Regions from separate parts of the Homo sapiens genome. Here region 2 is linked to region 1. A link is a loop called in an ENCODE intact Hi-C map of the cell type or tissue named here. Cell type or tissue: Calu3. All regions are shown on one strand. Each heading gives the region's core, and the rest is flanking DNA. Links, peaks and the distances in the headings are about the cores only.

Region 1 (15,511 bases), core at 3,698-11,697:
TGACTTTCTGTCTCGTTGATCTGTCTAATGTTGACAGTGGGGTGTTAAAGTCTCCCATTATTAATGTGTGGGAGTCTAAGTCTCTTTGTAGGTCACTCAGGAGTTGCTTTATGAATCTGGGTGCTCCTGTATTGGGTGCATAAATATTTAGGATAGTTAGCTCCTCTTGTTGAATTGATCCCTTTACCATTATGTAATGGCCTTCTTTGTCTCTTTTGATCTTTGTTGGTTTAAAGTCTGTTTTATCAGAGACTAGGATTGCAACCCCTGCCTTTTTTTGTTTTCCATTGGCTTGGTAGATCTTCCTCCATCCTTTTATTTTGAGCCTATGTGTGTCTCTGCACGTGAGATGGGTTTCCTGAATACAGCACACTGATGGGTCTTGACTCTTTATCCAACTTGCCAGTCTGTGTCTTTTAATTGCAGAATTTAGTCCATTTATATTTAAAGTTAATATTGTTATGTGTGAATTTGATCCTGTCATTATGATGTTAGCTGGTGATTTTGCTCATTAGTTGATGCAGTTTCTTCCTAGTCTCGATGGTCTTTACATTTTGGCATGATTTTGCAGCGGCTGGTACCGGTTGTTCCTTTCCATGTTTAGCGCTTCCTTCAGGAGCTCTTTTAGGGCAGGCCTGGTGGTGACAAAATCTCTCAGCATTTGCTTCTCTATAAAGTATTTTATTTCTCCTTCACTTATGAAGCTTAGTTTGGCTGGATATGAAATTCTGGGTTGAAAATTCTTTTCTTTAAGAATGTTGAATATTGGCCCCCACTCTCTTCTGGCTTGTAGGGTTTCTGCCGAGAGAACTGCTGTTAGTCTGATGGGCTTTCCTTTGAGGGTAACCCGACCTTTCTCTCTGGCTGCCCTTAACATTTTTTCCTTCATTTCAACTTTGGTGAATCTGACAATTATGTGTCTTGGAGTTGCTCTTCTTGAGGAGTATCTTTGTGGCATTCTCTCTATTTCCTGAATCTGAACGTTGGCCTGCCTTGCTAGATTGGGGAAGTTCTCCTGGATAATATCCTGCAGAGTGTTTTCCAACTTGGTTCCATTCTCCACATCACTTTCAGGTACACCAATCAGACGTAGATTTGGTCTTTTCACATAGTCCCATATTTCTTGGAGGCTTTGCTCATTTCTTTTTATTCTTTTTTCTCTAAACTTCCCTTCTCGCTTCATTTCATTCATTTCATCTTCCATTGCTGATACCCTTTCTTCCAGTTGATCGCATCGGCTCCTGAGGCTTCTGCATTCTTCACGTAGTTCTCGAGCCTTGGTTTTCAGCTCCATCAGCTCCTTTAAGCACTTCTCTGTATTGGTTATTCTAGTTATACATTCTTCTAAATTTTTTTCAAAGTTTTCAACTTCTTTGCCTTTGGTTTGAATGTCCTCCCGTAGCTCAGAGTAATTTGATCGTCTGAAGCCTTCTTCTCTCAGCTCGTCAAAATCATTCTCCATCCAGTTTTGTTCCATTGCTGGTGAGGAACTGCGTTCCTTTGGAGGAGGAGAGGCGCTCTGCTTTTTAGAGTTTCCAGTTTTTCTGTTCTGTTTTTTCCCCATCTTTGTGGTTTTATCTACTTTTGGTCTTTGATGATGGTGATGTACAGATGGGTTTTCGGTGTAGATGTCCTTTCTGGTTGTTAGTTTTCCTTCTAACAGACAGGACCCTCAGGTGCAGGTCTGTTGGAATACCCTGCCGTGTGAGGTGTCAGTGTGCCCCTGCTGGGGGGTGCCTCCCAGTTAGGCTGCTCGGGGGTCAGGGGTCAGGGACCCACTTGAGGAGGCAGTCTGCGCGTTCTCAGATCTCCAGCTGCGTGCTGGGAGAACCACTGCTCTCTTCAAAGCTGTCAGACAGGGACACTTAAGTCTGCAGAGGTTACTGCTGTTTTTTTGTTTGTCTGTGCCCTGCCCCCAGAGGTGGAGCCTACGGAGGCAGGCAGGCCTCCTTGAGCTGTGGTGGGCTCCACCCAGTTCGAGCTTCCCGGCTGCTTTGTTTACCTAAGCAAGCCTGGGCAATGGCGGGCGCCCCTCCCCCAGCCTCGTTGCCGCCTTGCAGTTTGATCTCAGACTGCTGTGCTAGCAATCAGCGAGATTCCGTGGGCGTAGGACCCTCTGAGCCAGGTGTGGGATATAGTCTCGTGGTGCGCCGTTTCTTAAGCCGGTCTGAAAAGCGCAATATTCGGGTGGGAGTGACCCGATTTTCCAGGTGCGTCCGTCACCCCTTTCTTTGACTCGGAAAGGGAACTCCCTGACCCCTTGCGCTTCCCAGGTGAGGCAATGCCTCGCCCTGCTTCGGCTCACGCACGGTGCGCGCACACACTGGCCTGCGCCCACTGTCTGGCACTCCCTAGTGAGATGAACCCGGTACCTCAGATGGAAATGCAGAAATCACCCGTCTTCTGCGTCGCTCACGCTGGGAGCTGTAGACCAGAGCTGTTCCTATTCGGCCATCTTGGCTCCTCCACCCGAGGGTGTTTCTTTGAGAGTGAGGAAGTCATCGTTAGAGGCTAGGCTGAAGCCCTGGGCAGGGTCTTATAGAGATGTAAAAGGTCTGAACTTTAAGGTACAGACAAAGTGAAACTACTGCAGAATTTTATTTTATTTTATTTTTAAGACAGACTCTCATTCTGTCACCCAGGCTGGAGTACAGCAGCATGATCTCCGCTCACTGCAGTCTCTACCTCCTGGATTCAAGTGATTCTCGTGCCTCAGCCTCCCGAATAGCTGGGATTGCAGGCCTGCACCACCATGCCTGGCTTATTTTTGTATTTTTAGCAGAGATGGGGTTTTGCCATGTTGGCCAGGCTGGTCTCGAACTCCCAGACTCAAGTGATCTGCCCTCCTTGGCCTCCCAAAGCTGGGATTCCAGGCGTGAGCCACTGTGCCCAACCCTACTACAGGATTTTAAAGGATAACTGTGGAATTTAAGAAGATTAATATGGTGGTGGGGTGGAGGAAGATGAGGAAGAAGAGAAGGAAGGTAGTTAAACTAATATGACTCTCTAAAGCTGACTTTTTTTTTTTTTTTTTGATACTGAGTCTCACTCTGTCACCCAGGTTGGAGTGCAGTGGTGTGATCTTGGCTCACTGCAACCTCTACCTCTTGGGTTCAAGTGATTCTCCTGCCTCAGCCTCCCAAGTAGCTGGGATAACAGGCACCTGCCACCATGCCTGGCTAATTTTTGTATTTTTAGTAGAGATGGGGTTTCACCATGTTGGCCAGGCTGGTTTCAAACTCCTGACCTCAAGTGATACCCTGCCTCGACCTCCCAAAGTGCTGGGATTACAGCCATGAGCCACCCTGCCCAGTCTTAAAACTGAGATTTAGAAAGAAGATCTGCATGAGAAAAGAAAGATACCTGTTTGCCCATAAATACTAGCATGTCATTGACCTGGGAACTGTGTCAGGAGGGCTAGAGCTCAAAATAACTTTTGGGTTACAAATAATGTCCAAATTGTGCAAAGTTAATTACGAAAAAAGAAATAAGAATATGTAGGGAAACTTTGCTCTAGACAAATGGTGTATTTTTTTTTTTTTTTTTTTTTTTGAGGCAGGGTCTCTCACTCTGTTTTCCAGGCTGCAGTACAGTGGTGCCATCATGGCTCACCACAGCTACGACCTCCCAGGCTCAAGTGATCCTCCTACCTCAGCCTCCTGAGTAGCTGGGACCACAGGTGCATGCCGCCACACCCAGCTTTGTAGACATAGGATCCCACTATGTTGCCCAGGCTTGTCCAAACTCCTGGGCTCAAGCAATCCTCCCATTTTGGTCTCCCAAAGTGCTGTGATTAGAGGTGTGAGCCACTGCACCTGGCCAAATTGTGTAATATTAATATTGATATGTGGCAGAGAGAAAGAACATCTCATCAACTTGTTTTGCTTTCAATTGACAATGTCAAAGAGAGATTTTCAGGCCGAAGGTGTGGTATAGCGTAGAACAATATGGTAACTGAAGGCAGTTCAGAAGGGGTGAAGAAATTGGAGGAAAACATCTGTCTGCTCCAGGTGAACTGTGTTCCAGGAAATGGAGAGAACTTTGAATGATGTCTCAACCTTTGTCGGTGACTTTAGAGAGAGCTTGTAGAATGTTAATATTGCTTTAAAAAAGGGAGTGGGTGGGTGTGAACAAATGAAACGCCAAATTTGAAAAATGCAGATTTCACAAATCACAGATCAATGACCTTAATGCCATTTTGGAGCAAGATTCTAGGAATGGCTTAAGAAGGGGATGACTTATGGGCTCCCAGAAGAGGAAGTGAGGATCATTAGAACTCCACAAAGGATATATAAGAACTCCACATATAAGAACATGACAGACTTACCAAATTTTCTTCATAGGTTTACATGACTTCTAGATGAAGGAGGTATTAGCTAAAAGGAACACTAACAACCAGAAAGTATCAGAAACCAGAGAAGAGCAAGCACAAGAATGAACAAGGGGTATTTAGTCTGGAGGAAAGAAGATGTAGGAAGAACATGATGACTGATGTCAAGGGCAAGAAGGACCACTAAATGGAAGACAAATCAGGCCTCATTGTGGGCCTCTAGAAAGCAAAAACAAAAGCCAATGAGTATAATTATACAGACTTAGGAGAAAGCTCAGTATAGGGAAGAACTGTGTAGCTACTTTCACTGTCTGAAGTGGAGTGGGCCGCTTGCAGACAAAGTGATTCCCCCATCACTTCAAGTGTGCAAGCAGAAGCTGGTCATTCACTCTTTGGAAAATGTTGTAAAAGAGATTCATGCATTATTACATGTGTGTTTGACTCTAGACTCTTCTGATTTTGAGATCCTATGATCTGGGATGGTGTTGGTGCAAATGGGAAGAAATAGGTTGGAAACCCAAAGATGGTGATGCTATAGCTAGCAGAGTGGAAGGAATCGGAAGCAGGCAGCAGGAAGAAACTTAGATCACCCAATTAAGAAAAGATAGTCATGCAACCGTCTTAGCCCCGAGGACCAGGATCATCCCATAATAATATAGGGCTGCCCAAGGTAATTGCACTTCAAAGGAGGCCATGAATCAATAACTTTATAGGATTTTTGGGATTTCATCAAGGACAAACATTTCAAAATAGAATTTTAATGATGTTCAGTAAAGAGGAGGATAGTGTACCATTTGGGTTCCCACTGCAAGCAGGGCCCGAAATACAGGACTGCTGAGGACCTTGGGGAGTGGGCCAGGCACATCCTTGGAAGCAGGCCTCAGGTACAGGCCAGGAGAAACTAGATGGGTGGCACAATGGAAGAGGAAGGAAAGATAAGGACAAAATAAACAGGTACATTTACTAGGAATGAACAACTGCCTGGACTGCCAGTGGTCTCAGGGGCACCCCCTTCGGCCGGGTTTAAGAAGAGAGGAAAGCTGGAAACCAGGAGACTGGGGCTTGAAGGCCCCCTGTGCCCTGATTTCGCGAGTGACCTTGTAGATGTCATTTCACCCCTTTTCTACCTCCCTGTTATCAAATGCAGGCAGCTTGTTAGCCTAAAAGTGCTCTCGACTTTAGTGAAGAAGATAACTTTAGAAATTTAAGACGTTGTCTGCATGAGTGCAAAGTGTTTGCGCTTATTTGTTTCTCTATTTTCAAGGTTGGGGGAGGGTGCACTGGTTAAGGGGGGTGGGTAGAAAGGAAGATTAGAAGACACTGGGGCCAAAGTCACTTGACTCCATCTCGACATCCTAGGGCAGCCAGAGGGCAGAGATCTGGCCAAGGGCGCATGCCTGCAGTCCCTCGACCAGCCGGGCACCCGAGAATCCAGCGGGCCTCCTCAGGCTCTGCTGTCCCTTGGGCAAATCCCATTGCAGAATCCAGGGGTGAAAAGCGAAAGCGAGGCACGCCCCTCCCCCACTAGATGGCACTGAAACGCCTCGTTCGCGCTTTTCAAAATGCAGGAAGGGCGGGGGAGAGAGAGAGAGAGAGAGAGGGAAAAAAAAAAAGACAAAAAGAATATGGTGGAGGTGCGCTCATTTTGGCTCACAAGCCCCGTTGTGCAAAGCAGGGTGTCAGAGACTCTCTTTTTCCCCAGGGCAACTCTTTACCCGGCAATGCCGGACCTCGACTTTGGGGTGAGGGTGAAAACGAGGGGTGAGCATTAGAGTGAAAAACCCAGCGTTTGATGCCGGGAGGGAGGGTCCCAGCCTTTGCGGCGCCGTCTCACGTGAGCAGAGCAGGGGGGCTGAAGTTGGGATGAAGCGGGGCTTGCCTGGGGCCCACCCGCTCAAGGTCTGGGGTCCGGCGCTACCTCCCAGAGCCCCTGCAGAGCCTAAATCCAGCGGCCACCCTTACAAAATGACAAACCCTGCATCGAGGTTTCTTTTAACCCCACCTTCCCTCAACGCTCGAGCTCTCCAGCGTTTTCAAAATATCTACTAACGGACCACCCCCCATCCACCATTAAATTTCTCTCGTCTTGAGTCGATCAGCCAAATTTCTTCTTTCTGTTCCTGCCGAGGAGGGAGGGCAGGTGGAGGTGGGTGTGTGTCGGGGTGCCTGGCTCTGGCTTGGGACTGGACTGGGGCTGGCCGGATAACTCCGCAGCCGCTCTCAGCTCAGTCCTAGGTGGAAACGCCTGTAGCTTGCAAGGTAGCGCCTGTGGCTTTCTGGGGAAAAAAAGATCAAATGCCTCCCAAGACACCAGCGACCCAAACCGGGGATGCAGGGAGCTCGCTTGGCCCCTTTGAAGGCCGACTCCGCAATAAGCAGTTTTTCCTTTAAATAACCGTAGTGGATTTGAGAGAATTTTCCATGGCTGAAAAGAGAAACAGGAGCTGTAGGCAACATCCCTAAATTTATAATAATGCATGTAAACATGCTACATACCACATATATGTATATGTGCATAAATATGGATGTGGTTGGGCACATACCTATCTAGACACCATTGACTTGCCTGGTCAAAGAATAAGACTTAGACATTTCGTGCCTGGGAAATGGTGCAGTTTATCTTTAAGGAGACTAGAAAAATAAGAGATGAGGCTCACGTTGCACGGATGACATCACTAGCTTTTGGCTGCGCGCTCGGTGTTCTCGTCTGTGGGTTTTAGCCAAGGCTGCAGCTACCCGCGCCGGACGAGAGAGCGCGGCAGCAGCTTCCTCCGGCGCCCGCACCCGGGCAATGCGATTTCCCCAGTCCCCTGGGCGCAGCCTGGGCTCTCGCGCCTCCCGGGCACCAGCCGAGCCTGCGAGGCCTCGGAGCCGCCGCGGCTAGAGGAGGAGGCGACGAGGGGAAGCCGAGTGACCCAGCCTCCCTCCCCCACCCTCTCCCCATTCATCTCGGCGACCACCGCGCGCCGGGAGCCGGATCGTGGGACGCCGAGGCCAGGACGGGATTCTCTGCACGCTGTCGAGTGAGCCGGCATCTCGGCGCCCGGGTGGGCTGCGAAGAAAATGGTGCAATCTGAGAGCGACTGAGCCCAGCTGGGCAGAGCAGACGGGGTGCCAGAGTGCCAAGGGCTCAGGTGCCTGGAGAAAGGGGCGGATTGTTTGGAGGGGCCGGGACCGGGGTTTTCTTCGGTGCCTGCGGCATTTTCTTTGCACCTGGGCGGCAGGCTCCCGGGGCTCCCGGGTGCCAGATGAAGTGAGGCGGAGGCGTCGCGGGAGAGCCGGGTCCGGAGGCGGTCGGGTGGACACTCCAGGCAGAAGACGGCGCTGGGAAGAGCTGCGTGACGCTCGGGGGCTGGCGGCTGGGCCGGCAGCGCGCCGTGGCGGCGTGACCTGTCCATGGTGTTGAAGGCGCGGTGGGCCGAGCCCCTAGCGCCGCGCGCAGTGAGCGCTGCCTGGTGCACCCTCCGCCGCGCAGCCCGCCCCTCGCGTCCGCCAGCAGCCGCCCAGTCTCCGCAGATCCCAGGCCGGGTCTCGTCCGGTAACGCCGCCCGGGTGAACACGCTGTCGGCCCGAGGGGCCGCCTGAATGGCGATGCCAGAGGCAGGGCACCGGGGAGCTCGCGGGGAAAGGTCGGCCGAGAGCGTGCGTCCGCGGGGAGTGCGCCTCTGAGCGCAGCACGCGGGTCAGAAGGAGCAACCGACCTGCTGGTGACCAGAGAACGGAGATTTTAAGAGGACCCGACCCAAAGAGGAAGAACATTTCTGGGTGCGCGCCCCAGGTCTTTGCTTGCAGACGGGGAGGGGGAGAGGCTCTGAGCCAGAGACCCAGGAGGGACTCCGAGAAGCCGGCCCCAGCACCTGGAGGTTTCTTTCGCCCGCCGGCCGCATCCGGGGCGTTCTACTTCACCCGGTGGTCCAGTGGCGCCTCCTGACAGCACCCCCCGTCCCCCTCAGAGAGACAGGCGAGTTCTGTCCCGTCACCATCCTGCACAAAGAAGCCCCACCGCAGCCGAGGACACTTGGCATTTAGTTTCCGGCCCGAGGGCAGCGGCGCCCGAAGCCGGGCTGGGAGCCGAGGCGGCTGCTTCGGGGCAGTCGCTTCCTGCGGGGCGGGGAGGGGGCGGGAGGCGGCCGCGCTGGGTTCGCCGCCGCCGGAGGCTGCACCTGCCTCAGAGGATGCCCAGGAGCCCGCGGGAGCCTCTCCGGATCAGAACTTTTTAGGCCGCCCGCCCCCATCCCCGCAGTCCCCGGGCCGTGCTCCGGTAGGCGGGGGCCGAGGGGGCGCCGCGGCGCGAGTCCCTCTCCTGCCCCCTCCCCCAGCTCGGCCGCCCGCCGCTTTGTTCCGGGTGCGGCGAGGGAAGGCGAGGCTGCGGCGGATCATGCCCATGGTGTAGCCGCCAAGCGGAGGCATGGCTGCCGGAAGGTTACTGCTCTACACTGGCCTCTCGCTAGCGCTCTGCGCCCTCGGCATGCTGGCCGTGGCCATCTGCTCGGACCACTGGTACGAGACGGACGCCAGGAAGCACAGGGACAGGTGCAAGGCCTTCAACACCCGCCGGGTCGACCCCGGCTTCATTTACAACAATAACAACAACTTGCCGCTCCGGGCGAGCCGCTCGCGCCTGGACCGCTGGGAGGGCAAACTCCTCCGGGCCCGGAATCGCCGGCAGCTGTTCGCCATGAGCCCCGCGGACGAGTGCAGCCGGCAGTACAACTCCACCAACATGGGCCTCTGGAGGAAGTGCCACCGGCAGGGCTTCGACCCCGAGATCGCCGCCCTCATTCGGAAAGGTAAGCGCCGGGCGCAAGGCGTGGCGCTGCGGAGAGCCCGGCGCCTTTAGGCCCCGCAGCCCCTCGCGTCTCCTTCCCAGGCCACAGGCTATCAGGTCTCTGGGTTCCAGGCGGTCCGGTTATCCAGGCCTGGCTGAGCCTCGGGGCCAGGACTTGCCTCCCAATAGCTGTTAATGAAGCTTGGTGCAGGCTTAACTCTCTCCCCTGCCTCTCCTTTCGCGCGTCTCTGTCGGGATTCGAGTGGAACCTCATGGTCCAGGGTTCTTATCCAGGATAATGCTTCATCAGCCTCTGAGAAGAAGGGAATCTGGAACGTTGTTTGTGCTCTTAAAGGAAGCCCTTTAGGAGTCATGTGTCAGGGGTAGACAGGTTCCTAATTTTTGTTGAACTGATTTAATCAAGGAAAATTGGGGGAAACATTTCACAGAGAAGGCCTTATTCATACCAGAAACGTTTGCTGAGCGCTATACTATACCAGATATGGTGTAGGCACTGGTCATATAAACATCAATAAATCACAGCCCCTGTCCTGTAAGCAGCTCCAAGCCAGCTGACCAGCAGCATCATATCACAATTCTTTATGTCTCCTTCTGAAACAGTGGTTGACTGTAGTGACTTCTGTGCATCGAATATCAACAAGGTCTAATAAGTAAAAAAAAAATAGTTCTTTCAGTAACATCAAAGTGGGCATGTCAGAGAAAAAAAATAAGATTTTCAGAAAATGTATATAAAAATTCCCAAAGTGTATGTCAAAACACAAAACAAGCTGCATTTGCTAATGATAAAAATTTATTTGATACTTTAATATGATCACATTACTTAAAAAATTCTGCTTATCGGATGGAATTTGTAAACCTTGTATGATTTATACTTTGGGAACCATCCTGTTGTCAACCCACTGGAATATTGTTTGAATGTGTATTAAAACTGCTCTGAAGAAAGGAATATGTTCTCTTCTATGGTAGCTACATCCTAGGAAGATGTGCAGATTTTATGAGTCTGGTTTTTTTCCCCTTGTGTTTCATTCTCTTTAACTATTAAATGGTGATGTCAAGGTGACAAAGATACTATTATTTGCAAAGTTTTTAAGGCCAAGATATAAAAGCAGTTCTTAGTGTCTCATTATAATGCTGTGAGGTTTGCTGCTGTATTAAAATAATATTTATGAGAACTGATGTTCTTTGATGGATACAAGTGTGCAATTGATCAGAAAAAATTGTTAATTTGCAAAAAAGTCAAGTGTTTAAGAATGACAAGCAGTGGGTCTGGTCTAGGTGGCCAGGTCAGATTTAGGTGAGGTGGCTTCAGAGACAGAATCTATCTGTTTGTTTTATAGCTTCTTTAGAATGACTAGGGATTTTAGCTGATTTTGTTATTGGTGTGTTAATACAACCAATATCCCATTTGCTTCACAATTGGGTTCTTATTGGAACAAGGTGACCCATTTGGAGCACTACCACTTTGTAAAGATGTACAGAATATTAGGGGAGTCCAGAAGAGACCAACTTGGGTTTGGCTGCCAAGGCAGGAAAACAAGAGGGCCTAGAATAGTTTTTGACAATGAGTGACCTTATAACAGTTTTGAGATTCTCAGATTTATAAAGTGTTATTTTATCCATGATTTTCTGCTTTCTTTAAAATTGAAATGAGAGGAAGTTAGCTGAAATGTGAGGGAGAATTCATGTTAATAATGAACAGCAAACACTGGGAGAATTTGTTGAAGGATATTCTTACTTTTCCTTCCTTGAATGCCTTCTAGAATAAGAGAGGTATCCCTTCTTGTGTTGGTTAACCCCACTTAGAGAAAGGGGGATGGAATTCATGGTTTCTGGCGGTTCCATTCAGAGCTTTGATTCCCTGTTGCTCTGCTTGGCAGTCTGACTAGAAAGGTTGACTTGGTCTGTGCACTGGAGGGGTTGGTTGCCATAGTGACATGTTCTTCCGGTGAAGCTGGAAACAGAGACAGGGAAAGGGATAGGGGAAGAATGTACAACATTTTGATTTTGTATCGACTGATTTTTAATTGCAGCAACAGAAAATGGACATGGCACAGCAGGGGTATTGAATACACTGATACCTAGAGTTGGCAGGGCATTGTATTTCACTTGAACTAATGGAAATGGTGTTCCCCATCGCCCAAAATACAGCAATCACTGTCAGCGGCAAGCACCCGCTTACCATGGCTGTTTCTGTCCATTTGACATTCTTGTTAGGTATTATTGAGATAGATGACATGCCAGCCTTACAAATCTTGAGAGAGTTAAGGTCACTATCTTCATTTTTAACCTCAACACACACTCTTTGAAAACCAGATCTTCCTTTTCTGAGCAGCAATAGACACATTTTGGAAATAAGTGCATGTTATATTAGTAGAATTCACAAGCAATTCCAATAACATATAGAACACAATTTTTACACTTAGTGTTCCTCTTAGATGGGCAGATTTTATAAGGAAGTTAAAAAGAGAAACTGATATCCCTATATTTAAATGAGACATTTTAGAAAAAGATGTTTATCTCACATTATTCATTAGAAACCGCAAAAGAGATCTCAGACCTCTGTCTTCTTTGAAATATCTACTTTGATTAAAATTCTGGAAGATATGTAATGGGCAAGGGAAAAAGAAAACCAGAGAAAAGACTTTAAAATCCGTTAATATATAGGAAAATTAGAGACTTATCTAAATGATCTAAAGAACTTAGTTATTTGTTAAATCGATGTTCATTACATTAGAAAGTGCTATTTGTGCATTTCAACATAAAACCACATAATTAATAAGAAAACGAACATCAAATCTATGTCTGATTTGAAGGTAAAGTCCTCTGGATTCATATTCATTCTGAAATCCATTCCCCTCCAGGACCTTCTGCCATGCTGTACCCACACGTATGCATTTCTCATCACTGTGTATTCATTTGTTTGCATTATTAAACTGTAAGTTCCTAGAGGTCAGGAAAGACCATCATTTGTTAAATACATTCACCAGATGCTTGGTATTTGGGAAATATTTCATACAAATTAGGTTCACAGAAATGTATCCATCCAAGCTTATTCTAATTATAGAAACACTTGTGTGAGAATTTAAGTAAAAAATTAGAAAATCGTGATGGGAAAATATGAAACAGTGTGGCTGTCAGGCCAGGTCAATATTGCAACAAATGCTACATAATCTATGAAGGGACGATTTCTTGAGCTTTGCCAAAGAATAAGGAAAACAGACAATTCTGTTTTGGATAACATGTCACTAAGCAGACACATATCACTTGTGGACATTATTTTTTATGATGGATAAGGTTTTAATTATTTCCTTCTTGGGGGTAAGATTGGATATAGGGTACAGCAAGGGTAGATTACCCTGAATTCCCATTTGTTGGCATCCATGACAAGTCTTAAATCAGGTCCTTTTGTCTTCTTGCTTTTAAATCTCATCCATGTCTCCCTAGTAAGTGACTGCAGGCACTGGGGACAGATCAGTGACAAGATCAGTTTCTGAAATCCAAGAGACTTCCAGACCCTTAGGAGGAGGAGTTATAGGTAGGATTTTGTTCTAGGGAACTCTAAGGGGAAAATTATATTATTTGGTTTGTACTAAAATATTATATTGATATAGTTTGAAATAAGTAGAACTTCAACTGATACTCTAAGAACTTTTTATTATTTGAAAATTGGCCTTATAATAGACTTTGACTTAAAGAGTTCCCATAATCACAGAGTGGTTGTCAATACTCCAAAAGTAATTTTAAGAAAACATTCACATATTTAAAAATTAATAATGGGATCAGCAAATATTTACTACACATGTATTGTGTTATGGGCACACATCGCTAGGATGAAGAAATGCATAAGATCTGGTCCTCAGAATTTGCATAGTCTGTTAGTGTCAGAGAAAATAGGTTACAACTACAGGATGATGAGAGCAGCAACAGAAACAGATGCAGAGGAACACAGAGAAAGTGATGGTGGATTGTGTCGGCAGTAGCGGGAGGTAGGCAGGAGGAGGTTAGGGAAAGTTGTCCTGAGGAAATGAAATCTGAACAAGATGTTTGATAAGGTTTGGAGGTGGATGTGGAGGAAGGATATTTCAGGCAATGGGCCAGCATATGCACAGCCATAGAGGTGTGGAACAGCAGTTTGGCCTTGTGAGTGTTGATTTCTGGGGCAAGGAGAAGGAGCAGACCAGGAGCTGGAGAGCAGCCATGGACCAAGTCAGGGAGCTCGTATATCAAATCCCCTACAGCTATGCTGCCCAGTTGGGGAGCCACAACCCACATGTGGCTGTTCAAGTTAACAATAACCAAAGTTAAATAAAATAGGCTGGGCACAGTGGTTCACGCCTGTAATCCCAGCACTTTGGGAGGCCGAGGCAGGTGAATCACTTGAGTTCAGGAGTTCGAGACCAGCCTCGCCAACATGGTGAAAACCCATCTCTAGTAAAAATACAAAAATTAGCTGGGCATGGTGGTGTGTGTCTGTAATGCCAGCTACTCAGGAGGCTGAGGCAGGAGAATCGCTTGAACCTAGGAGGTAGAGGTTGCGGTGATCTGGTATCATGCCGTTGCACTCCAGCCTGGGTGACAGAGCGAGACTCTGTCTCAAAAAACAAACAAACAAAAATTATTTCCGTAGTTGTATTGGCCACATTTCAAATGTTCAGTAGCCGTATGTGCCTACTGGCTATTGTATGGGACAGTGCAGATTACAGTGAACATTCCCACCATCGGAGAAAATTCTGTTGGACAGCGCCACGCAGAGCCTATAGCCTCTAAAAGAACCAAGCACATAACTTTGTTTCAGATGAGTATAATTCCATGATAACTTGGGTTTAAATTTAAGTATATCATTCTACACTTTAAGAAACTGCTACTTGAATATATTGGGCAGAAGGCTTTAGTTCATGGTCAATTATAGTAAATTTATATTTTAATTTTCTATCATCAACTCACAGAATTCTCACAAGCTTCTCCCTTCTTCCCTCCTGCCCTCTCCATCTCCATTAAACATCACTTGCAAAGTTGGTGGGGTGGGAAAGAGATTAATGATAATTATAGCCAATCTTGATGACAGGTCTCTCCTAAAAGTTTTATATGTATTAGCTAATTTATTGTTCATAATAACCCTAGGAAGTATAAGTATTATTTTAAATTCTCATCCTAAATTTGAGGGAACTGAGGCACAGAAAGGTCAGATAACTTGTGAATTCTCACAGTTAGTTAGGAAACAAAGGTGTCAGAATTTGAATTCTGGCTCTGGATGTGGGAACTCACCCACCACACTCTACCATCATCTTAGAATCTATCGGGGCAGGAGTGAGGTGGAGAAGAAACTGGGATATTGATTCCACAAATTGAGAATAAAAAGGAAATAATACTCTTGGAATCTCAATTCTAAATTGAAGTAATGAGAGTGGCTCACACACCCTGTTTTGAAGCTCACTGACCAAAGTGCATACACATTTTGTCATATAACTTTTGCTTATTTACTTCGCTTGCTGTGGTAGATGCTGAAATTATAGACATGAAGGACACATTCATTCATTCAACAAGTATTTATTGAGGGCCTTTGGGCTGTGCATCAGGTACAGTGTTGGACCAAATGGAGAAGCTTACATTCCAGAGGGGAGAGACGGACAATAAATAAATACTCCACGGCTGGGCACGGTGGCGCACGCCTGTAATCCCAGAATTTTGGGAGGCTGAGGAGGGCGGATTACGAGGTCAAGAGATTGAGACCATCCTGGCCAACATGGTTGAAACCCTGTGTCTACAGAAAATACAAAAATTAGCTGGGTGTGGTGGCGCATGCCTGTAATCCCAGCTACTCGAGAGGCTGAGGCAGGAGAATGGCTTGAATCCAGGAAGCGGAGGTTGCAGTGAGCCGAGATCGTGCTACTGCACCCCAGCCTGGGTGATAGAGCGAGACTCCATCTGAAGAAAAATAGTCATAGAGTAAAAATAATATCTAATATATGAATCGTGTAATATAGCACAGGGTAATGGGCACCATGAAGGTCTGCCCTTACGAAGCGCAAAGGGGAAGAATGACAAGTAAGGCAAAAATGAAATGCAGTCATGTGCCCTGTAACATTTTGGTTAAAGACAGACTGCAGTGGTCTCATAAGGTTATCATGGAGCTGAAAAATTCTTATGGCCTAGTGACATCATAGATGTCACAGTGCAGCAACCCATTACTCCTGTGTTTGGGTTGAGGCTGGTGTAAACAAAGCTACTGCACTGCCGGCGGTATAGAAGTCTAGCACAAACAATTATGTACAGTATGTAATACTTGATAATAAAATGACTGTTACTGGTTTATATATTTACTATGCTATACTTCTAATCATTGTTTTAGAGTGTACTCCTTCTGCTTATAAAAAAAAGTTAACTGTAAAACA
Region 2 (15,511 bases), core at 2,718-10,717, 90 kb after region 1:
TGAAAGATGATGGGGTTAATGGATTCAGCTCTGATGCTCCCAGTGACTTCAGCAGAAGAAGAAAGGGCCTCCTGGGAAATCAACAGGAACTTGTTTAGACGGATCAACTCTAAATTATGGAGGGATTATCCAGGTTAAATCTTGCTTTCATGCTTTTTGACTGCATCTATTCTGCGTAATTACTTACTTGGTTGGCATCTCAGATTTCCTCTCTTTTCTTGCAGCCTGCAGGGAATTCCTTTGATGAGATAGGGTGGGATGGTGAAAAAGCTGTGGATTAGAAATCAGGAGACCCAATTTCTAACTGGTTGTAAGGCTCTAGCAGATCATTTCTCCAGCCTGGGTTTCAGATGCATCTGTTGATAAATGAGGGATTTGGGGTAGGTCAGTGGTTTGTAACCAGGGGATGTTTCAGAATGCTGCTGATCTAAGCTGGGCTGGCCTCCCAGCTATAGTTGGGGCTCAGGTCTTCTCCACCCAGCTCCCAGCTTTCAGTTTTCTGGGGCCAGCAGACGACCCTGAGTATATCCTTCTCTTAGCAGTGGTGAAAGTGGAAACACGCAGTACTTCTGGAGGCCTGGGGGAGCTGAGGCTCACTGTCCCTTCTGCCCTCTTCCCACTGGCCAAGACAAGTCACATCGCCAATCTGGACAGACCTGGGACGGGGATGGATGCTCTGCCTCTCTTGGTGCAAACTACCAAGTCTCATGGTGATTTTGAGGACAGGAAAGGGTGAAGAATTGGGACAGTTGGTGCAGTCTACTGGAGAGGACCACACCCTTCCTCCTCTCATGCTGGAGTCCTAGGAGAGGAGCTTCCTCATTTTATAGAACAGCTTTAAGGCAAGAAGCATAGCAAAGCAAAACAGATCCTCTCTTTCCTACTCCTGCGCGCGTGCACACACACACACACGCACACACACACGCACACCAGCCAACCAACAAGCAAACAAATGAAACTCAAAGCACCCAGGGACAATAACAGAACAACAACAACAACAACAACAACACGGAGAGAGGAGGTCTGGGTCCAAGAGAGTAACAGCTGCTTCCTCATCTCTCTCAGCAGCCCGACCCCAGGTCCTGTCGCTGGCAGTCTTACTCAAAAAAACTTTTAGTTGTAACTAAGCCCAACTTGCACATCTGTGAAATGGGGATGATAACCCCAATCTCACTCCTCGCAGGTGACTGTGAGTTCCGAGCGAGGTAACAGTGATGACGCTTCCGGCGTGATGCCTGGCACATCATGGTGATAAGATGTTAGTTTCTCCTTCTTGCTCCTCTCTGAGATCCTCATTTCCTCACAGCTGAGTGTCATCTTAGCCTCCTGGAGGCCCTTCCACCCTGCTTCCTGTGTCCTGCTCACTGGCTCTACTGTTCCCCGCCTCTGTGCCTCTAATGAACCACTCTCCCCTGCCTGGTGCATCTTTTCCTCTCCTCTCTGCCCAAATTGGGTTTTTCCTTGTAGGCCAGCACGAGTCCCACTCTCTTTTGCTAACAGACATCAGTCTGCAACAGTCTCTTTCTCTTTACCATGTGGTATTTAAGCTTGTGTGGCCTCAGATTGCCAATTTTTTGTTTTTTGAGATGGAGTCTCACTCTGTTGCCCAGGCTGGAGTGCAGTGGCGCAATCTCGGCTCACTGCAGCCTCCATCTCCCGGGTTCAAGCGATTCTCTTGCCTCAGCCCCCCAAGTAGACAGGATTACAGCCATGCACCACCATGCCCGGCTAATTTTTGTATTTTTAATAGAGACAGGGTTTCGTCATGTTGGTCAGGCTGCTCTCGAACTCCTGACCTCAAGTGATCCACTTGCCTCAGCCTCCCAAAATGCTGGGATTACAGGCATGAGCCACCATGCTTGGCCCCTCAGGTTGCCAATTGATGTCTGTCCTGAAAGTTCTTCAAGAGCAAGATCCGTGTCTGATCAATGTCTGTATCCCTTATATCCGGATGTTGCTAAGAACACAATAGGTGCTTAGTAAATATTTGTTGAATGTTTAAAGACCAATCTCAGCCTCCCCAAAGCCATCCTTTATCTATAAATGTGGCAAGGACAAGAAGACCAGCAGGAAGAACAAGACTCCCAGGGACTTGAGAAGAGGCCGAACCTGTGGACAGGGTCACTCTCTGCCTGGAGCCCAGCTGGGGATGCCTAGATCTCACGCTGTCCTCTGAGCACTGGGATCTGCTGACAAGTGTGGATGGCTGATTGGCCAATTCTCAGGCCTCTGCTTGGAGATGCGGTCTGACTTCCTGCCAGCCTGCATGCCGAAAGAACAAGCCTGCATGCTTCAGTAATGTCTTGGTCCTGTGGGTGACCTCTTGATGAGTCACTTTCTGTTCTTGAGGAGGCAGACAGGGAGCCTGAGAGAATGAAGGTTAAATGGAAATTTAGGATTGTAAAAAAATTAGAGATGGAGAGGACAAGGGAAATGAGGAAGAGGTTGGGCAGGGCTTTGATACCTTTTGTGAACTATTTAAAGATATTTATATCCCTTGCTTTTCTCTGATTTTGTGAATGATGTCACCATGCATCCAGGGACTCAGCCATCTTCAGCGGCCCCTTCCCAACCTCTCCTGCCTGCACCCCTGTTCTATCCCCATCTGATGGTTGCTTACATCTCCTCATCTCCTCTTTCTTCCCTCTTCTCTTTCCAGGGCCTCATGATGACCTTCTAGCTGCAGTAGTCTCCCTGCAGTCACTCTTGCTCCCACAATCTATCCTATGTGTTACCAAGCCAGAGGGATGGTTTAAAAATCCAAATAAAATCATGTTACTCACCTGCTCAAAACTGTCAAATGACCTCCAGTTTCACTTAGTTTAAAATCCCAGCTCCTCGCTCTGGAAAACAGTATGGTAGCTCCCCCAAAAATTAAATATAGAACTACTGTATGATCCAGCAATTCTACTTCTGGGCATACACCCCCCAGAATTGAAAGCAGGGTCTTGAAGAGATGTTTGTACACCCATGTTCATAAATGCATTATTCACAGTAGCCAAAAGGCGGAAGCAACCCACGTGTTCACCGACAGACAAATGGATAAACAAAATGTGGCATATTCATAGAGTGGAATATTATTCCATCTCAGAAACGAGGGAAATTCTGACGCACGCTACAACACGGATGAACCTGGAGGACATCATGCCAAGCGAAGTAAGCCAGACACAGTAAGACAAATACTGTAGGATTTCACTTATATGAGATAGAATATTCTTTCTACTTAGAATGGACAAATTCATAGAGACAGAAGGTAGAAGGGTGGTCGTCAGGGGGTTGGGGGATGGAGGAATGGGGAGTTGTTTAATGGGTGTGAAATTTCAGTTTGCATAATGAAAATAATCCTGGAGTTTGGCTGTGCAACAACATGAATGAACTGAACACTACCGAGCTGTTAAAATGGCTAAGGTGGTGAATTTTAAAAAAATTGTTCAATAATGGGGAAGCATTGTTTATTTTATATATATATATAATTTTAATATATAATATATATAATTTAGATATGTAATATATAATCAATATATAATATATATATATAATTTCAATTGTTTTTGGGGAAGAGGTGGTGTTTGGTTACGCGGATGTTATTTAGTGGTGATTTCTGAAATTTTGCTGCACCCATCACCCGAGCAGTGTACGCTGTACCCAATGTGTTGCCTTTTATCCCTCACCCCACTCCCACCCCTTTCCCTGAGTCCTCAAAGGCCACTGTATCCTTCTTATGTGAGGTGATGAATTTCAAGCTGTCTATATCTTACCTTCTAACTCACCAGCCTCCCATGCTGGGCCCTGGTACACAGTGATACCCCGGCACCAGCTTCACTTCTCCTTGAAGGCTCCGAGCTCACTGGCTTTTGCTGTCCCACTGGCCTGAGCATCTCCTCCCAGAAGAGACTTGGTTTGGCAGGTCACTGCCTCCTCCTTGCCCCTCCTTCCCTCTGCCACATCCCCACCTATCTTGGCCTTGCTAGTGTCGTCATTCTCTAGGATGGATCACGTTGCTCTCTGCCTCCCTAACCTGCTGTCTGACTGTGCCTTGGTGGCCAGAAGAGTGCTTGCCACATGACACATGCTCCATAACTGCTTGTTAAGTGGTGTTTTCTGAGGCCTGTGTTTGAGTGACTATTGAGAGCGGGCACATGGGGCATATGTTCTGCACCGTTTTCCTTATGGTGGGTCTGAGTCACCTGGAACCAGCCATGATCTCTGGTACACTGAGCTTGTGCTCAGTGATGGGAACTGGTCGGATGTGGGATTAACACAATTAATTGGCCTGCATAGAGATTCAATTATTAACCTTAAATTCAACACATTTTTATTGGATTTCTTTTTCTTTGTTTTTTTGAGACGGAGTTTTGCTCTTGTTGCCCAGGACGGAGTGCAATAGTGCGATCTTGGCTCACTGCAACTTCCACCTCCCAGGTTCAAGTGATTCTTCTGCCTCAGCCTCCTGAGTAGCTGGGATTACAGGCATGCACCACCATGCCTGGCTAATTTTGTATTTTTAGTAGAGATGGGGTTTCACCACGTTGGTCAGGCTGGTCTTGAACTCCTGACCTCGTGATCCGCCCACCTTGGCCTCCCAAAGTGCTGGGATTACAGGCACGAACCACTGCGCCCGGCCTGGATTTCTTTTATGCTCAAAGCATGAAGGAAGGGGAAGAGAGATGTAAGGATGAATGGGACACAGGACCTGTCTCGAAGAGCTTCTGTCTGACAAGATTGGGATGAGAGTGGCCAGGGCTATGGTGGATGACGAGGTGGTGAGTGGTCTGAGGGAGCCACAGAGGGAGGGGATTTTACTCTGAGCCACGGGGCTGCAGAAAGGCTCGACGGGAAGGCTCTGCTGGAGGTGAGCTGGGAAAGGCAGAGGATTCTAATAAGTGGGAGGAGGCCTAGACGGTGACCCAGGAGCGAAGCCAGAGCCTTTGTGGGTCTGTTGTGTGGCCATTATTCTGTCATGCTGGGAGAATCAATGGCTTCTTAGCAGAAGAGTGACGAGATCAAAGCTGAGTTTTATGAAGGTCATTTGTGACCATGCGCAGGAAGGCCTGGGTGGGTTGAGGGACTGGCAGCAGTGGTCCCCCAGATCCAGAGGCTCTTCCAGGGGAACAGGTGGGAGGCAGTGCGGGCCTGGGCGTGGGTGCCTGGGAAGAGGGTGAGAGACACTTCTGAGGTGGGCTGGACAGAACTTGACAACTGTGTGTGTGTCTGTATAGGTGAGAGAGTGGGTGGTGTGTGTGACAGTGTGTGTGTTTGTGTGTGAAGAGTGTGTATGAGAGTTTGTGAGGGTGGTGAGTGTGTGAGAGAAGCAGAGTGTGTGGCATGTGAGTGTGCAGCTGTGTGGTATATGAGTGCAGCAGTGTGGTCTGAGTGTGCAAGAGCATGTGAGAATGTGTGTGTTTGTGTGAGGATTTGTGAGAGAGCATGAGAGTGTGTGTGTCTGTGTGCACTTGCAGGCAGAAAGGGAGGCATCCTTCCCAGCGCTGAGCAGCCAGCACTCCCTTGCCAGGAGCTAATTTTCCAGATGCCCCACAGTCAGGTGCCAATAACCGCCTTTCTCCACCTGCAGGGCTTGGCCAGCTCCCCTAGGATTCCCCGTTTCCCCACAGGAACTGCAGAGAAGCCTAGAACAAAACAAGAAGCCATCTCTGATTTGGAGGCTGACGCGTGACGCCTTGCGCCCTGCAGCTCCTGCTGGCTGTTGTCCTGCTCTTTCTCTCCAGCCACTTGCCTCTCACCTTGTTCCGCTCATGTTTTACATCCCTCAGCTGTCCCTGGGCTCTGTGGCCTGACCGTCCTTTGACCCCCTGTCTGCTCATTGCTGGCATGCGATACACCCTGGGCTTTGCTGGTTCCGGATGCTGCCCACACCCAGGGCTGACACCTGAACAATGTTTACATAGAGCAAGTTGAAGCTTAATAAGTAATTGTGGAATGTTTGAAAAATAAGCAAAATGGGCCCAACTAAATACATTTGCCTTTTAGCACTACTGCCTATGGGAATAAAAGCAATATTCATCCCATTATAGGATGTTGACATCTAATTTAGTTTCTTACCAATGCATAGTTAGGAAAGAATCTCAGTCCCATGGTACCAACACTAGCATTTTATTTCATTAATCAAAATAGGCATGTTGGATTGAATTTAGGCACAGCAAAAGATGGGGTCTGGTATAAATGGTTTTTAAATCATGATTTCAAGAGGTGGTATTGTGTAGATAACTCAGCATTTGAATGTGCTTTTATGGGAGTGAAGAATAAAGCTCCAGAGAGTGTGTAGGCAGATTTCCTGATCCATTTGTGGGCAAAGGATTGATTGTGCATGTGGTGCCAAGCGTGCATGTGGATCCCTCACTTCACTAGCAAACCAGATCCATTTCCTGTAGAACGTTTTATGGCATATGCATATAGCCAGTGCTTGCCAAAAATAGATTCCCTTCAAAGTTGAGGTTTTAAAGCAGTGTATCAGCTAGCTTTTGCTGTGTAACAACCAACCACAAAGCCTCCGTGGCTTACAATGAACATTATTTCTCCAGTGTCTTCAGGGTGCAATAGATCTGTTCTGTTCTCTGCTGTATGGTTCTGCTTCTTGGCTGGACTCATTCATGCATCTCTAGGTTGATGAGAGCCTGCCTGAGGTGCCTTAGCTAGGGCGGTTCTTCATGTACTTATCCCCCTACCAGAACCAGCAAGCTAGCCAAAGCATGTAATTCTCATGATAATGGTGGAAGCCGCACAAGTATGGAAATATGTAGGCCTTCTGGAAGCCTAGGCTTGGAACTGGCATACTGTCACTCTCACCATATGATATTGACCAAAACAAGTTATGTGGCTGAGCTCAGATTCAGGGGGCAGGGATAACGACTCTACTTCATTGGTGAGAGAAACTGTGATGTTTCATAGCAAAGAGAAGGGTGAAGAATTGGGATCATTAATGCAGTCTACCACAGATTGGTATTCTCTATTTAGCAAACAGCAATTTTTTTTTTTTTTTTTTGAGACGGTGTCTTGTTCTGTGGCCCAGGCTGGTGTGCAGTGGTGCAATCCTGGCTCACTGCAACCTCTGCCTTTCAGGTTCAAGGTGGTTCCTCATGCCTCAGTCTGCCGAGTAGCTGGGATTACAGGTGAGCGCCATCAAGCCTGGCTAATTTTTGTATTTTTAGTAGAGGTGGGGTTTCACCATGTGGCCAGGCTGGCTTTGAACTTCTGACCTCAAGTGGTGTGCCTGCCTCAACCTCCCAAAGTGCTGAGATTACAGGGTGAGCCACCATGCCTGGCCAGCAAACAGCATATTTTAAGCAGATTTAGTGAAGAATGCAAAGGTATAGATATTTGAAATAATCATTTATACATAGATAGTGAACACTGAATGATTTTTTTAGTGTTGTGAAATTACTGATTATTAGAATTACAAGGAAACCATGGGAAATCAAATCCCAGCTAATCCTTTAATTTTACAGACTAAGACATTTGTAACTCAGATTGGGGAAGTGACTTTCCCTGGGTTTTTAGGTTATTAGTGACCGTAACTACTGAAACCTTATTTTTTTCTGAATATAATACTCTTTGATAGATACAATAGTACACATTTTCCTTTGTACAACACCCTTTTAATGAAAACCAAGTAAATATAACAAATGCATCATTTTTAATATGTGAGTCTTTGGTTCCTGAAACTCAAAATGTGAAATTCACAAAATTATAATTTGCAGACGTATTGCTGTGGTCAGTAATCTATTCCGAAATGTAAAATTTCAGAATGTTATCATTAGAGTGAGATAGGCGAGTCAGTGTGACAATCAGAAAAAACCTGCATTGCAGTATTTTACCCTGACTTTTATGGGTGCAATTATATTAATGCTGCAATGCTGGTTTTTGGAATTCTCACCAACCAGTGAGACCCAGTGGAGGAAGCTGGACTGGGACAGGACTTGGGTTTCTGTGTTTGCTTTGTTGCCGGTGATGGGACCTGGGCACATGTTTCAGCTCTTTGGTTCTGTTACTCATGTGAAAAATGACAATTTGGACTAGATGGAATTTAAGACCAAGTCCAAGGCTAAGATTCTAATTTTTATATCAGTGATAGAAATTGCACAGGTTTTCATTCTATTGCTGTTATTAACAAGGATTAGGTTTGGCTGCATTTGACAGGAAACCCCCAAATAAGTGGCTTATAGAAGTTACAGGTGATTTCTCTTTTTCATAAGAAAAAGAGGTTTGCAACTAGGAGTTCAGGGCTGATAAGAGGGCAATGAGTGTCGTCATTAGGGATCTAGGCCTCCATCTTTCTGCTCTGTTATCCTCAGGACATGACTTCTATCCTCAAGGTGACTTCAGGGTCACCTCATGGATCAATAGGGCTGCTGGGGTTCCAGCATCACCATCATTTAACAGGTAAGCAATAGGAAGAAATGGGAAGGGTAGCACTTGCCTCTTCCTTTTTGAAAGACATTTTATTTTGAAATAATTTTAGATTAATAGAAAATTTACAAAAATAGTACAGAGAGTTTCCGTGTATCCTTCCTTTAACTTTCCCTAATGTTAACATCTTACAAAACCATGGTACAGCTTTCAAAATGCAGAAATTAACATTGGTACAATATTATCAACCTGATAATATTATTTATTAGAATTTTGCTTATTTTTATACTAATGTCCTTTTTGGCTCCAGGATCCAATCCTGGATCCCACGTTGCATGTAATCATTATATCTTCTTAGTCTCCTTCAACCTGTGATATTTTCTCCATCTTTTCTTGTTTTTCACAATCTTGATAGTTTTTAAGAGTATTGGTCAGGCATTGCATAGAAAGCTCTTCAACTTGAGTTTCTCTGATGTTATCTCACGGAATAGTCTGGGTTATTAGGTTTTGGGGAGAATTTCACAGAAGTGAAGCCCCCTTTCATTGCATCATATCAAAGTCCATGATATCAGCATGCCTTACTACTGGCAATGGTAACCTTGACCACTTGGTTAAGGTGGTGATTGCCAGGTTTCTCCACTGTCTAGTTATTTTATTTCCCTTTCCAGACCCTCTTGGTTAGAAGCAAGTCTCTCAGTTCAGCTCACACTCAAGGAAGGAACATTCAGCTCCACCTCCTGGAACCCCCTCCTTTCAAAGGCATGTTCCTGGAAGTTCAACACAAAACTTCTGCTTTTACAGCTGGAATTTAGTGTAGTGTAATGAGTGGTGAAGAGCTTTGACTGGGGTCAGGCCGCTTGAGTTGAAATCTCAGCTGTGGCACTCATTAACAGTATGAATTGGGAAAATTACTTAACTTCTCTGGGATGTTTGCCCTGTAAAAATGGGATAATCACTGTGTCTCTCATAGGGTTTTTGTGAGATTAAGTGACTTTATGTACAGAAAGGTGCTTAGCATTGTGCACGGCACATAGTGAGGGACTGTCCTTGTTAGCCACGGGCATTGTTACATGGCCCCACTTAGCTATGAGACAGCCGTGGAAATGTAGTCTTTATTTGTTTCTTTCCAGGAAGCGACAAGCCTAGCTAGCTAAAAATTGGGGTGCTGTTCCTGAGGAAGAAAAAGCAGGCTGGATAGTCAAAGACAACCAGCAGCATTTGCCACAATTGCTGTACTCAGACTCTGGGCCAGTAGACCTATAGTAGGTGGGACCCAGATGAAACCTTCTTCCCAATTATGAAGTTCCCCTTGTGCAGGATCCACAGTGCTCTCTAAGGGGCCATTTTGGGCTCTAGGAGAGTGAGAAACACAGACTGCAACCAGACAGGTGCTAAGAGGTCATCAGGAAGTAAGGGTCCTGCTGGATTTATTTGATCATTGGGAACAGTCAACTTTCCTCTGTGTCGGAATCCCAATGGAGGAATCCTTTTGAGTAGTTCACACCAGCGTGAGCTGGTGGAAGCAGCAGTGCATCCATGTTAGTGTTTGATATGTTTGCTTTCCCCAGAACATATTTAGTCTTCATAAAGGGAAGGTAGCTCCTTTGGAAACTGCCATAAGAGATGGGGTGGGCTAGAAAGCTTTGCAAAGATCAGAGCCACCTTCTAGTATCTACTGACAAGAGGGGATAGGAAGAAACATTCCTGGGGATGTGGAGGGCTGCTACCCAGGAGACCCACAGGAACGTCCCAGAACCTGCCCTAACCTTGTCTTTCATGTATCAGGTGCTCCTTTTTAGGACAAAGAGTGGCACCAGGAACCAAGAACTTGATCACTGCCAAGTCTTGCCTTTGGGTTTTTAGTTTTGAAAGATGAATGAGAAAAGACCAAGGACAGCTTCTCCTGCAGATGTGAGCTAAACACTGTGATCATGGCTGGAGTGCAGTGTGCCCTTTCTGGCTATTGCTTTTCCTCCTGAAGTTTGATACCCACAGATTCCTCTTAACAAGCATTCATTCCCCTTTCTTGTCCTTGTATGGGTGACTTGGAACAGACGGTTTCCTCTCAGTCTCATGTTAACTCTGCCAGATTCGTATCTATCACTTAATATTATGTTTGGAAAATGACAATGTTAAAGATCATAGCCAGTAGCTTCTTGTGTGGCCTATAGCTAGTCATTTAACTTCTCTGGGCTCCAGTCTTCTCATCTTTAAAATGAGGGTGTTGACCTATGTGATCTAAGGTCCCTTGCAGCAGAAGCTGCTCTGGGCTCTTTGCTTTGCTCTGAGGACACATGGAACTAGTCTCCTGACACATTATCTAGAGTTGCCCGTGAGTACTACATCTTGTCCTTCAATGCAGGACTTAAGAAATCGCCTCTTCGCCCATGCGTCTGTTACCCCAAATGCCCCTCACTGTCATTTGTCTCTCTGTATGACTGCAAGCAGATCCAATATAGGACACTCTGTCTTGCGTATCTCAGCATCCTGGGGCCCTCAGTAGCAAGTTGGCATGAGGTAGTCACTGTGAGTGTGCGCGAATCGTGTTGCCCTCCTGCCAGTTCGTTGCTCCTCATTCCCATCAGGTTCTATTAGGAATGACAACTCTGAAGTGGATTTGTGCCTTTAATCACGTCACCGTGTACAAAGGGCCTGGATCTATGTCACTGACATCCCTCGCTCTTTTTCGTCCCTTTGATCACAGCCCATGTCTGATGTGCCCTCTCACAAAGGGCTTCCCTTCAATCCCTTAAAATTTTGTCAAATGCTCAGGCCTGTGCTGTCCTCAAATGCATAATTAGTGAATGTAGGGCAGCTCTCTTCCTGATTCTGAGGCTGCTCTACCCTTTTAAGGCCCTGTAAAGGAATGCAGCCCTGGACAGGGCCGGTGTGCCCTGGTGGCTCCTCCCAAGGCCAATTTGCCAGCAATCTGAGAAGCCTACCCGTTGTGCCCCAGGGAAGCAGCTTTTTCCTGCTGCTCTGAACACAGACCAGCATCCCACCTTATATTTGCCCCTACATTTTTGTAAAAATCTCATAATCATTTGGCTTCCTTTCACGCTTTCATGCACTCACTTAGCTCCAACATTTATTGTGAATTTGCTGCAGCCAGACTCTTCTATAGATAGCACTTTCAAGTTTATGCATCTTTTTCAGGCACATTTTCTTAACATGTTTGATTTTCATGACATCCCTGCGAGATGGCCAGGGCAGAGACCGGGAATCTGAGTCCCATAGTGTTTAAGTGACTTGCTTGAGCTGGTGGAGATGGATCACCTACCTAGCTGGGTTGTCTCTCTTTTCTAATCCAAAGATCTCTGATATTTCATGCCTTTGACTTGGTGTAATTTGGTTGGCTCGTGGCTTCAAGTCATTCTTCTGGTGACCTTCAATTTAATGCAAACTTCATGGCATCTCCTTCCAGAGACACATCCTGCCTTGGAGAAGGTCTCTAGGCCTTGGAGAATGGGAACCAAGGCTATTCTGTTCTTGTGCACTTGGCATTGGGGATTGTAATTTGTGGAACTACATCAAAGGGGCAAACTGAGAAATTTTTAAATCCAGCACTCTCTTCCCCAGATTTTGCTCTGATTTCCTCTTTCAAAAGATGATTCTGCCTGTAATCCTAGCACTTTGGGAGGCTGAGGTGGGTGGAACACTTGAGGTCAGGAGTTTGAGACGAGCCTGGCCAACATGGTGAAATCCCATCTCTACTAAAAATACAAATTACCTGGGTGTGGTGGCGAGCACCTCTAATCCCAGCTACTTGGGAGGCTGAGGCAGGAGAATCGCTTGAGCCCGGGAGGTGGAGGTTGCAGTGAGCTGAGATCATGCCACAGCACTCCAGCCTGGGCGACAGAGGGAGACTCTGTCCCCCAAAAAAAAAGAAAAAAAAGAAGATGATTCCTCCTGGATATTTTCTTTTTGTTTCATTTTGTTTCTTTTTAATTTTTATCGGGACATAATAATTGTATGTATTTATGGGATACATGTGATATTTTGATACAAGCATACAATGTGTAATGATCAAATCAGAGCAATTGGGATACCCATTACCTCAAACATTTCTCATTTCTTTGTGTTGGAAACATTCCAAATCCATTCCTCTGATCTCCTCTTTTAAAAATTAGTTCTTCCTGAATATTTTATGTGTTTAAATTTAACTTTTATTTTAAGTTCAGGGGTACATGTTTGTTATATAGGTAAACTTGTGTCATGGGGGTTGGTTGTACAGATTATTTTATCACTCGGGTATTGAGCCTAGTACCCATTAGTTATTTTTCCTGATCCTCTCCCTCCTTTCACCCTCCACCATCCGATAGGCCCCAGTGTGTTGTTCACCTCTATGTGTCCATGTATTCTCATCACTTAGCTCCTGCTTATAAGTGAGAACATGTGGTATTTGGTTTTCTGTTCCTGTTTTAGTTTGCTAAGGATGATGGCCTCCAGCTCCACCCATGTTCCTGCAAAGGACATAATATCATTCTTTTTTATGGCTGCATAGTATTCCATGGTGCATATGTGCCACATTTTCTTTATCTGGTCTACCACTGATGAGTGTTTAGGTTGATTCCATGTCCTTGCTATTGTGAATCACTATTCACAATGAATGTACGTGTGCATGTATTTTTATAATAGAACATTCATCTGGCTAATATCTAGACACCTGGCTCTTGGGGTAATCAAGGCTCTGACAGGCTCTGCAAAGAATCATCCACATGCTTGCTTGTAGCATTTCCTCAGTATTTATGGAGAAAATAATCACTTGCAGAAAACTCTGGGGATACAAAGGTGAAAAAGACACTTGTCCTGGCCTCAAAAGGCTCACAGAGATTATTGGAGCTATTAGAAACCTTAGAGATTCTAGCACAATTTTCCACGTTTTGATTTTCAGACTTTTATATTATATGCCAATAATGTTTAGCAATATTTGTGCAACTCTGGATTAAAGAAAGATAAAAAATTCACCACAATCTTCTTGGTCAAATCAAACTGTTTTCAATAGTGTATGTTCCCTTCCACTGTTTGTTCACATGAATACATAATTTCTTTTGCATAAATTAAGATTTTTCTTCAATCTTATGCAAATATTTTTCCATATTGCTACATAAATACAATCAAGTGTGTATTTCACATTCTTTGGCTTTCCATTACTATTGGATACTTAGATTTCTACATTTTTGCCATGATACAGCTGCAATAAACATTATTTGGGTATAACTTTAAAATTCTTTGGGTTCTCTCCTTAGCCTAAGTTTTCTCAAGTGTGATTACTGGGTCAAAGACTGGGCATTTTCATGGTTTCTGGTAAGTATTTTCATATTGTTATTCATATGTTTGTATTAATTTATTCTGTCACCAAAGTGTGAGTTAATTTTCTTGATCTGAATAGTCCCTGGATAGAGTCCCTTCCATTTATAATGAGTAATTTTTGGAATTCTTACAGGACCCCCAAAATAGGTATAATCCGTCTTACAGTGGATTATACCTTGTTTCTTTCACTGCGGCTCTTCTCAGTTTTTTATTGAGTGTGTTGTGACCGGCCATGAGATCATGGGTAAGTGACTTAATCTGAGTATGCCTCATAGTGTTCACCTGTAGATGGGAACCATCAGTTGTTTCTCGTTGTTATAAGGATCAAACAATGGAATTTATGGAATTGCTCTGCAAATGATACAAAGGTCAGCTGTTACCGATGGTGTAACTGATTGCCTCTCAAATTCCCCCCCATATCTGCTCCAAATGACCCTTCCCAGAATGGCTGCCACTAAGTTCCCACCAGCTGACAAGGACTGTGTGCAATGCATTGCTGTATCAAAGTTGAGACTGTGGGGCGGGGACAGACATAGCCGCTAACAGGGAAATATCTGGAAGTGCCCTAGGCAGCACTAATCCTGGACCAGCCCCTGTTGGTCAGGTCTTCATTTAACTGCTGTTGCTCTACCTTCCCAGCCGCACTATCACAAGTCCTGTGCCTGACCCTGAATACGCCAAACTGCAAGGCACAGTCGGCATTCCTCTGTCAATCAATGTCATGTGACTTACATGTTCTACTTCACTCTGTGATTGATCTACAGCCTTTGAATGGTTATTACAGGTTCAGACTACACATCACACACACATACACACACACACACACACACACACACACACACACACACACACACACACCCTAAATATAAATTAAAATAAATACTTGAAGTGTAACTCTTCACTTTTGAATCTTCTAGTCTACTCTTAGCTCTTCAGGGTAGGCCTGTTGTTTATTTAAAAATAGGTTGGGTGCAGTGGCTCATGCATGTAATTCCAGCACTTTGGGAGGCTGAGGACAGAGGATCCCTTGCGTTCAGGAGTTGGAGACCAGCCAAGGCAACATTGTGAGACCCTGTCTCTGGAAAAAAACCAAAATTTTAGACTTTTTACTATGTGATAGGCAGTGTTCTAAGTGCTTACACACATTATCTTACTTTGTTTATATAACAATGCTATGATGTAGGTACTTCTGTGAAATCGTTTTTACTGACTGGGAAACAGTCTGGGAGCTCAAGTAACTTGCCCACAATCACTTAGCTGGCAAGTGATGGAGACAGAATTAGAACTCAGGTCTTTTGACTGTTCTGCTAGTTGGTGTTTCTGGGCTGTGGGTTGGCCAGACTCACGCCTATTATTTATTCTGAAGTGGGGATGCACGACCACCTTGCCAGGCCTCGGTCTCCCGCATGACACTGTCTTCTGAGTGATGCATGCAAATTCCAGACAGAGGGGATGGCTGTGGTGTCACAGCAGAGAGCCAGCAGACAAAGACAGTGTCTTAGACAGGGCAGGGGGTAGAGAGGCGACAGTTAAGCAAGGCAGTGTGAACATGTGCAAATGTGGGCCAGCTTAACACCATGAACCCAGTGCCTAACACTGTGCTAGCATTTATCAGGCTCTCAATACACATTTGTGAATGAATGAATGAATGAATGAATGAAGGGCAATGGCAAGAGGCATGTGTGCCTTCAGGTCTTGTTGGAGCCTCTACACATTAATTCTCAACAGGTAATTGTTGAGTACCTATTGTGTGCTAGTGCTGTGATTGCGACCATTTATTGTGTACTTACTATGAGACAGGCACCGTAGTAGGTGCTTGATACATGGTTTCTGT

Evidence for each region. Peaks named below come from ENCODE experiments on the same cell type or tissue, not always from the same donor. Only the 100,000 strongest peaks of a DNase experiment are listed, where the experiment ranks them.
Region 2: it touches region 1 in a loop (2.9-fold over the local background); 2 of 110 quality-filtered maps call a loop at or near these places.

The regions. Positions count from the first base shown.
Region 1 is chr7:141,065,573-141,081,083 of GRCh38, forward strand. It overlaps TMEM178B (transmembrane protein 178B), which reads left to right and starts at 8,492. Exons shown (of 4, transcript NM_001195278.2): 1 at 8,492-9,120. The coding sequence starts at 8,739. It overlaps LOC105375537 (a long non-coding RNA gene), which reads left to right. Exons shown (of 3, transcript XR_928053.4): 3 at 4,344-4,719. RefSeq lists an enhancer at 1,547-2,141. In Calu3, for the core only: no CTCF peak of the experiment used is centred there; DNase peaks (open chromatin) are centred at 5,829, 7,109, 7,749, 9,069 and 1 weaker place.
Region 2 is chr7:141,156,531-141,172,041 of GRCh38, forward strand. The region is part of intron 1 of TMEM178B (transmembrane protein 178B); the gene reads left to right. Among named protein-coding and RNA genes, the nearest start is that of TMEM178B, 90 kb to the left of the region's middle. RefSeq lists an enhancer at 1,801-3,000. In Calu3, for the core only: no CTCF peak of the experiment used is centred there; a DNase peak (open chromatin) is centred at 5,801.